Linked DNA regions of Homo sapiens: region 2 is linked to region 1. The links are chromatin loops, found by intact Hi-C in ENCODE. Cell type or tissue: ovary. All regions are shown on one strand. Links, peaks and the distances in the headings refer to the core of each region. The heading gives the core; the rest is flanking DNA.

Region 1 (4,378 bases), core at 266-4,265:
TGCTGTTAAGCAGGATTGCCCTGTGGCCAGGGTCACAGCCTCTGGGTTCACATTCTAGCTGCTCTACCACTTCAAGGTGTGTGTCCTTGGGCAAGTTACTTGTCTGTGCTCAGTGTCCTCTATACAGTGGGTGTAGCAGTACCTGCCTCATGGAGTCCCTTAAGTGAGTTAATAGCTGTAACATGCTTAGAATGGTGTCATGTCCATCATCACCATCCACTACATATAGGCCATCATACCTGAATCCCAGATGGACACATATCCTTGAAGGGTCTAAAATCCAGGATCCTGAAATACCTGGAAGTGGTATCCTGAAATCCTCTGGCAGCATTCTAACATCTTTTGACTGCAGAATTGTACCCTGCTTCCCAGGGCTAGAAGGTGTGGGGTAACCTGCTACCCAGTTCAGCCCCAAAGTAGGAAAAGAAAGTTTTGTCACAGGCTTGTCTGGGGCCCAGCCCCTGTAACCTCCCCCATCCCTCCTTTGCATGCTCCCTCACCCAGATTCACACATGCACTCCAGGTCTTCTGGGCCCAAAGGGAAGGAGAGAGGGTGGGGAGTGGGTTCACTGGTCCACTGGAGCATGCTGCCTCCAGCCCTGCTAAACTGGTGGGTCCAGGGAATGGGCCTGGAGCTGAAGGGGTCTTGATCTCCCTTTAACTTTAAGCCTTCATTTGCAGTGACCCAAGAGCTTCACTTCTTCCTGTGAGCCTGTCTGGATGTTTATGCTGGATGGCACGGGCCCCTTCTGGCAGGGCTGCAAAGGTCAGGGCCTGGCTGGCAGCCATGGCAGGTGAGGAGACCTTGGCAGATGAGAAGACCTTCTGCTTCAGCTTCAATGTATGGGTCTTCTCCTAGCTCTCAGTACATTCCTCCTGAGCCATGATTGGCCCCAGTTCAATGACACCTTCTGCGGCAGCATCATGGTGTCCAGGGGTATAATCTGTAGCATGTGCCAGTGCTACCCCAAGGTATATGGTGGTGGGGCTGAGTGGAGCCAGAAGGGCTGGATCTTGTTCCTCTCTTCCGTGTATGAGCCCCATCCTTCAATCATCTTCTTGTTCTTTTCATTTTGACTCCCTGTTTTATTCTGTCTTCTCTTCTGAGTATCCATCCATTCATTTATCCATTCATCCATCTATTCATCCCTCCATTCATTTCAGCATTAATCTATCAATCCATGCATCCATCCATTTATTTATCCAACCACCCATCCATCTATCTGTCCATCATTTAGCATAAAGATTGATCATAAGCCTCCTGGTTCTGGAGCCATGGACCAGACACCATGGGGAGACATGATGAAAAAGAAGATATAATTTGTGTGCTTGAAACAAAAGTTAATGAGTGCTTACCACCTGCCTGGCAGTCCTGCATTCAGGGTGCAGTTCTCCCCTCATCCTGAGTTTTTGGTACCTTCTGTAGTTTCATTTTGTAGTAGAGAATGCTGAGCCTCACAATATGTGGTCACTCAGCTGCATAGTGGAGTTTAGATTGGAGCTCAGATGTGTGTGACTTAGACATCACCCTCTGCCTTGAGTCCTCCACTCCAGGGTCCCAGAGCTGCTGAGCATTCTGGGGTTGGTCAGCTCTAACCTTGGTGGCATGCATTGAGCAACTCTCCATATTTTGGAGTCTTAATGTATTCTTAGCCTTAGTGATGGCAAGGACCCTGCTTTGGGAGACCTGGGTTCTAGTTCCAGTTCTGTCCCAAACTTGCTGTGTGATCTTTGTCTTTCTGAGCCCAGTATTTGCATCTGCACAATAGGACACAAGCACTAATTTTCATAGCCTCATAGGGTTGTTGCAGAGGTCAGAGAAGAGAAGAGACATATGAATATTTGTAGATTGTAGAGTGTTTTGTTTAGGTGAAGGGCTGTCAGATCCTGATAACCCTCTGGAATGAAGATGTCAGAAATTGTAAACCTTCAATGCCCAGAGAGGTGGAGTGACTCTTCCAAGGTCACATAGCTAGTCAGAGACAGACCTAGGGGAAAAAAGAAGAGAAACATGGATTCTAACTTGGGCTCTGTCTCTAACTGCCTGGGATACTGCTCAAGCTCCTTCCCTCTCTGGGCCTCAGTTACCTTGTTAGTACAATATGTGAGACAGGATGAGGGGATGGAAGATGGAGGGAGGGACCTGCTAGAGCTCACCTCTACGGCCCAGGCTTGGGAATCCCCAGAACCCCCATATTGTCCTTTACACCTGGGTGGCTGTACTCAAGGGCTCAGGGAGGGGGGACTCCTGTGGCCCTGGACTCCCTAGCCATTCCCCTTCTGTGGGCCCACCCTAGGCTGTCAGCGTGTTAGGTGCTGGAATGGTCTGAGCTGGTTTGTAGTCATTTCCGAGGCAGTTTATGGTCGCCTCACCTCTGTCCATGCCATGTCCTGAGCAGAGGCCCCAGAGAGAAGAAGTCCTGGGGGCCAGAGCCACCCGTGTCACCACTAGCCATGGTAGTCCTCTTCCCCGTGAGGAGGGTGCACCCTGGGAGATGGCATCGGGTGGAACGAAGCATCTGTCCTGACCTCCCTGTTAACCAGAGGTGGCTCTGGGGCTCTGGGCAGGGATACAGGAGTGGCAGTGGGAAGCAAAGTGGAGGAGGAAATATTGCTGGATACTAATGAGTCACAGTTGATAGATTCATGTCTTCATGTGCTGTGGAGGCAGTGTGGTGGGGTGCAGATGGCGTATGTTTTGGTGACCTACAGGCTTACATTCAAATAGCTGTTACCTCATGTTCCACATCTGTGACCTTGGCAGGGGAAGCTCCTCAACCCCGAACCTTGCATAGCTGAGTGGGAGAAACCAGAAGGGTCTTGTGTTGTCGGGGACCTGGCATCATGCCTGGCACAGAGAGTTTGCAAAATCTTCATTCTCAAGATTGGCATTTGTAGCTCTAGGGGATACACACAGAGGTCTCTGTATGTATGGGCAGTTACATGTGGATAGGTGTGGGTCGGTTTGTGTGTGTGGGAGTGCATGTTTCAGGGACACAGGCTATTCAAACCAGCACAAGTTGACTCTAATAAGGGAAGGGAGGAAAGCGCATGGTAAACCAGGAAGACGCTCTAGAGATGAGGCTTCCGGCACCCCTCATGGCCTCTTGGTGCCTGTGCCATTGTAGCCTTCGGTGCTCATGCATGTCCTACCCTCAGGGTCCTCCCTTGGACCTCAGTGCCTGGCCTGTGGAAAGCTTCAGTAAATGGGGAAACATAAATATAAGGGAATATAACTAGCTAATTAGGGTAATTAAGTGAGGAGTAGCCATTTCCAACATACATTAAGCTGTCCCTGATTTTTAGGGGCTGGAGGTCTAGTGAGAGAGACAATTTGCTGCATGATGGGGAAGAAGTAGGATTCACAGAGAAGGTGAGTTTGGCTTTGTAGGTTAAGTAGAAATTCACCAGGCAGAGAAGATGTAGGAAGACACTTCAGGAAGAAGAGCAACAGGATCAAAGCCATGTGGTGAAAGGAGAAGGCAAGTGGGTCAGCAATGCTACTAGAGGGGGAGGAGAACAAGTCAAGGTGGAAATGGAGGGGCCTTAGCTCCTCAGTGCCTGGGGTGTCATGCTAAGAAATTTGGATCTTACCCTTTAGTTGATAGGACAAGGGAGGGGCATGACCAGGTTTGCAGTTTGAGAAAATTATCAGGCTGATATCTGGAAAGAGGAAGGTCTGGGGCAGCGAGACCAATGGGAGGCTTCTCTGCTCAGGTGAGAGATGGTGGTCATCTGGATTAGGGAGAATTTGAACCCAAGGCTGTAGAAACTGAGAAGACAGTTCCAGTTTACCATATGTGGAGTACCTGCTGTGGCTGGCAGGGCACCAGCACTTCTACCCAGGTTATTTCATTAAAATTCTAAAGTAGACCTGGTCAGCTCTGGAAGCCACCTGGGCCTCAGGCATGAGAGAGGAGAAGGAATTGGGGCAAATCTAGTGGGTGGGTGCAGCTGGAGATGCTGAGCCTGTTACCAAAGATGGGACAGGAAAGTGGGGAGCAGGGAAAGGAGTGGAAGGGAGAGTGAGGCCTTTCCCTGCCTGGCTGAAGCCCTTACCCATAAGCCTCCCATTCCTCATTCCTGCCAGATCTGCTGGACCCAGGACCAGGACCCTGGTTGGTGTTAAAGGTTCTGTCTCCCCTGTGGGCCTCCCTCCCTCTGCTTCTTCCTTCTGAGGATTGCTCAGTGTTCTGCCTAACCATAAATCTGACGGCATACTCTCCTGCTGATAAATCTTCAAGGATGCCTCTGATTCTGGGCAAAGCCTGAGCTTCTTAGTTTTATGTTCTGGGGGTCTGCATTCTTTGATATCCCCTCCCCAGCTTCAACTCTGCCTTTTCCTCCTCATCAAAGTACATGTATTTTAATATGCTAC
Region 2 (4,378 bases), core at 79-4,078, 1.4 Mb before region 1:
GGCCCAGAACTTCTGCAGTAGAACAGGGACCTCCTGGAACATCCGGAAGTCAGGTGAGGGCAGTGAACTAGGAGCAGGGATTACTTCTGTTGTCAGAAACCTGGTGATGCTCCTGCATGTGGCATGGTGTGGGGCTGACTTTATGAGTGGAGGCGGAGCAGGGGCTGCAAGGAGGGGTTGTCATCTTGCCCCTGTGGGTGACCCTTAGAGGGTCACACAGCTTGGTCTCCCCAGGCCCAGGGTAGAGGGAGCAGCCGAAGTGGGGGCCCTGCCCTCAGGCTGTTGCTGTTTGGACGTTGGAGCCAGACAGACCTGCCTTTATGGCCACTCCTCACCAGACGCCCACCGTGTGGCCTCTCTAAGTCACCTCTTCTCCCGCATGCTTGATACAACAGATAAGTGAACCTCCCCTACTCCCTTGTGGAGTCACTGAGAGGGTGGACAGGGGTGGTCTGGGGCTGAGGGTGGTGTTCTCTTGGGAGCTGTGCACTTCCAGATGGCCCCATCTAATCTCCACGCGCCAGGCACTGCTATGGCATGACGCTGATAACCCGGGGAGGTTTGTCTGTAATCTCCACTTTACATATGTCCAGAGAGGTGAAGCCACTTGCCTGAGGGCACACAGCTAGGAAGGGGCAGAGTTGCAGTTGAGCCCAGGCCTTGGCTCCAGAGTGAGTGCTCACAGGTGACCTGCTGACTGGCTCTCTGAGATGGTAACTGCAGAACGGCCACCTGTGGGACTCCACAGCAGAGAAGCCATCAGGCCACAGGGAGAGCCGGTCACTGGGGCCTGCGCAGTCAGGCAGCCTCTCTGAACTGGTGAAAGGCAAGACGACGTAGTAGCTAGGACAGTCACAGGGAAGAGCATTTCAGGCAGAGGGAAGGGCATGTGTGAAGGCCCTGCGGTGGGAAAGCAGGTGTCTCATTCAGAGAAGGGCTCACTCAAGGGTCGGGGGCTCTAGTTGGGGGTGAGTGGGAGGAGATAGGGCAGAGCTGCCACGGCCAGTGAGAGTTGTGTTCTAGTCTGGGGGTGCCTCTCTTTACCTGTGGTGTAGCCTCAGGTCAGTGGCTGAATTCTGGTCAGTTTCAGTTTCCTTGCCCCTGCCTGGGGGCTGCTATGAGGCTGGAGTATGTGGAGGACACCCCAGGACACCCCGTGCTGAGAGCCGGGACAGGCGGGCTTATCGTGGGTTGCCAGTGGCCGCCGAGAGCCTCTGTTTGTTGTGGTGATGGTTGCCACAACGGCTGCACCTGGGCAGCCCTGGGCTGCCTGGCCATCTGGGCCCAGCTCTGACGTCTGCAGCAGCCTGAGGCCTGTTTCTAGGCTGTCTCCATGACGGCCTCACCCACTCCCTCTGACAGCTGGGTGGCTTCCCCATGGAGCCTGTGGCCCTCCTGATGCAGGCTTGGTGTCCCCAACAGGCCGGTGGATGCAGAGGCCAGTCCATATACCACCCAGGCCTGCGAGGAGCGTGGTCCCCACCCATCCAGCCCATATGTGCAAGTGCCCTTGACAGGTGGGGAAACTGAGGCTTGGTGAAGGGGGGGCCACATGATACAACATTCCCAAATCCCAAGGCATGAGGTGGGTGGCAGGCTGGGGCCAGAGGGACCAAGAGCAGAGAGAGTGCAGGGAGGGTGTGGCGTGGACCCCACAGGGAAAGGGTGGGACTCAAGGGGCTGGGGGCAAGGTCAAGGCCCAGGGTCTCTGTGCAGAGCTTTAATTTTTAACAGAAAATATTTTATATTCTGGTTACGAAAAGCCTGACATCAGGAATAAAAGCTACCTATAATTCTCATTACTTAGGGCAGTTTTTTTTTTCACCTCTGCAGAGAGGCTGGTCATATCCATGGTGACCATTTATGGGCCACAACAGGTCCCCATCTGCGCAGTGAACCCTGTGCTGAGCACCTTGCAGACGTGATCTTGCTTCGTCCTGCAGCACTGTGCGGGGCAGGTGGGTGGCATTTCTGCCTCGAGCTGTTTTGTACATGAGGAACCCAAGGTGCAGAGGAGGGCACCATGCCAGGGTCGCAGAGCTGGAGTTTACCACGGCTGCGCCACTCCAAGCCCAGAGCCTCAGAAGTTCAGAGACTTTGGCCCAGAGGCAGGATAGAAGTGGCCTCAGAAGCTGCTGGCCCTGTGTGCCATGGTTTTTCCTGTTAGAATGTGCTGAGCCTCTGCATCTCCAGACTCTGTTGCCGTTTCTTGTTGAGCACGAGACTTGGGCCCCTCCTTCCGCCTCAGGGAGGGCTCCCTGTGGCAGGGGTGCTGTGAGCCATGGCCTGGCCTGTTGGGGTCTGCGAGTCAATAAACTCAGGAGTGACTCCTGGCCAGACCCCTGACTTGCTGTGCAGCCTGGGGCAAGTGGCTTCACCTCTCTGAGCCTGTTCCCCAAGTAAAGTGAGGTTGGGAGCCCCTCCCTGTAGGGCTGTGGGAGTATCTGGAGTCACAGATGAGAAGGGCCCTGCCTGTGGCCGGTGCTGTGGCTGTGACAGACTCGCAGTGAGACCCATGCGGTCCCTGACAGCCAGGGTGTTGCTGCATCTTAAAATGAGATAAAAACGCTGCGCACAGGAGTAGTGACTAGGCGATTGATTCATGGGGTGAGCAGTTAGCAGGCAGGCACCCAGTGCATGTGGCGGCAGCTGCTGCTGCTGCTGCTGCTGCTGCTTCTGTCTGTGGACGCTGTTGTTTCCTGAAGCCTCTGGGGCCTGGCAGCGGGGTCCCCGGGGTGGCTTTGGTGGAAAGGCTGCAGGTATCTGCTTGCCTGGCTCCTGCACTCTGCCCACCTGCCCCAGGATGGACCCTGGGACCCCTGTCCCTGCCAAGGCTATTCTGTTTCCTGTTGTTCTGGCCTTGTCTTCCCAGTAGCGGTAACCACCCTTCGCCCTCCATCTGGGCTGGGTTGGCTGCTGGGCCCCGGTGCGTGGCTCTGAGATGGGGCCACAAGTCTGTGTTGCACCGTGGCCAAGGCTGGATCTGAACCTGGCTTGGAGGCGGCTTCAGAGACTGGGGTCTTCTTGGCAGGCGGCAGCAGGGCCATGGGCAGTTTCTAAGCCCCAGTACCAGCAGCCAGGGTGAGCCAGCAGCAGGGAGTGGCGGGTGGTGGGTGAGGGCCAAGATGTGGCAGGATCATGCTTGGGAAATGATGAGGCAGAAGCTCCCACAAGGGCAGGCATGTGGCCAGCATGTCTGTACTGGGTGGTCTCCGGGAGCCGTGTCACTCCCAGCCCTGCTGCCTGATGGTGCCAGAGCACCAGGTGACCCTGGCATCTCTGATCCTTGCTTCTCCTGCCTGTGGAATGGCGGCTATGCCTTATTCAAAGGGCGGCCCTGACTACAGGGAGCTCTCTCTGCATGCCAGCCCCACTGTGCCTGGAGCCCCAGAAATGCTGACCCTCCGTTAGTACCAGCTGAGTGCTGTGCACCTGGCCAGGCTCTTGTAGCCAGCCTGAGAGGTGTGGACACTGGGGCCTCTCGCCTGTCCCTAGGGGTGGAGTGAGGAAGGTACTGCCCCGGGACTCTGGCCTGCCTGGTGCAGGGGAGGGGAGAGAGCCAGCGCTTTTCAGGGGAGGGAGAGAAACGGGCATCGGGTGTCGGCCTCCAGGGTGAGCAGGGCCCAGCAGAGCTAGCCTGGAGGGCAGCCCGGGCTGGAGTCCCCGCCTGCTCCACCGCCTGTTGCCCTTTCTGGGGGCCTGGCCTTCCTCATCTTGGATGCAGTATGAGCCCCATCCTGCTACCTGCAGCTAATGAAGCCCCTGTACAGTGGCTGCTGCAGGTGCTGGCTGGACCCCCGCTGGGCCCCTTCTCACCCCACATCCCATTGACTAGTCAGGCAGGGCAGTGAGGACACCTCACAGATGGGGAAACTGAGGCCCAGGGAGGTACTCAAGATGTGCCCAGTGGGCAGGGCTGAGATAAGGCCCTGGAGTCCAGCCTCCAGGCCTGGGTCTGTCCTGCTCTGCTCCCCTGCAGGGCTGGTGGGCCTCCTTCCCCCTTTGAAGGCCTAACGGCCTGGCTTGGAGAGAGGGGGCTCCCGGCATGGGTGATGGCAGAGGCTGGCACCCTTGTGGGCCAGGGCCTGATGGCTCATGGGAGTGCAGGGGACATTGATGTCAAGGGATAGGCCAGACGCCTCACCTTCTCTCCATTCTAGGAAAATCCAAGAGGAAGAAGGATCTACGGATATCCTGCATGTCCAAGCCACCCGCACCCAACCCCACGTGAGTCTGCCTCAGTTTCTCCCTGGCTCACCCTGGAGAGGCTTCCCGAACAGGGCTCAATGGAAGGAGTGAGAGGCAGGTGGGGCCAGCCCTGCTTTACCTCGTCCTGTCCTGGGCAGCCCCTGCTGTGCATACAGCCAGGTGACGGCTG

The links. A loop is a pair of places that touch in the nucleus more often than their neighbours do. Peaks named below come from ENCODE experiments on the same cell type or tissue, not always from the same donor. Only the 100,000 strongest peaks of a DNase experiment are listed, where the experiment ranks them.
Region 2: a loop joins it to region 1, with 17 times the contacts of the local background. A loop is called at or near these places in 1 of 110 quality-filtered maps.

The regions. Positions count from the first base shown.
Region 1 is chr17:22,707,816-22,712,193 of GRCh38, forward strand. No RefSeq gene overlaps it. Among named protein-coding and RNA genes, the nearest start is that of FLJ36000, 300 kb to the left of the region's middle. In ovary, for the core only: no CTCF peak of the experiment used is centred there; a DNase peak (open chromatin) is centred at 2,486.
Region 2 is chr17:21,294,253-21,298,630 of GRCh38, forward strand. MAP2K3 (mitogen-activated protein kinase kinase 3) reads left to right here. Exons shown (of 12, transcript NM_145109.3): 2 at 4,161-4,227. Among named protein-coding and RNA genes, the nearest start is that of MAP2K3, 12 kb to the left of the region's middle. RefSeq lists enhancers at 2,481-3,020, 3,181-3,682, 3,683-4,182. In ovary, for the core only: no CTCF peak of the experiment used is centred there; DNase peaks (open chromatin) are centred at 2,285, 2,506, 2,752 and 3,603.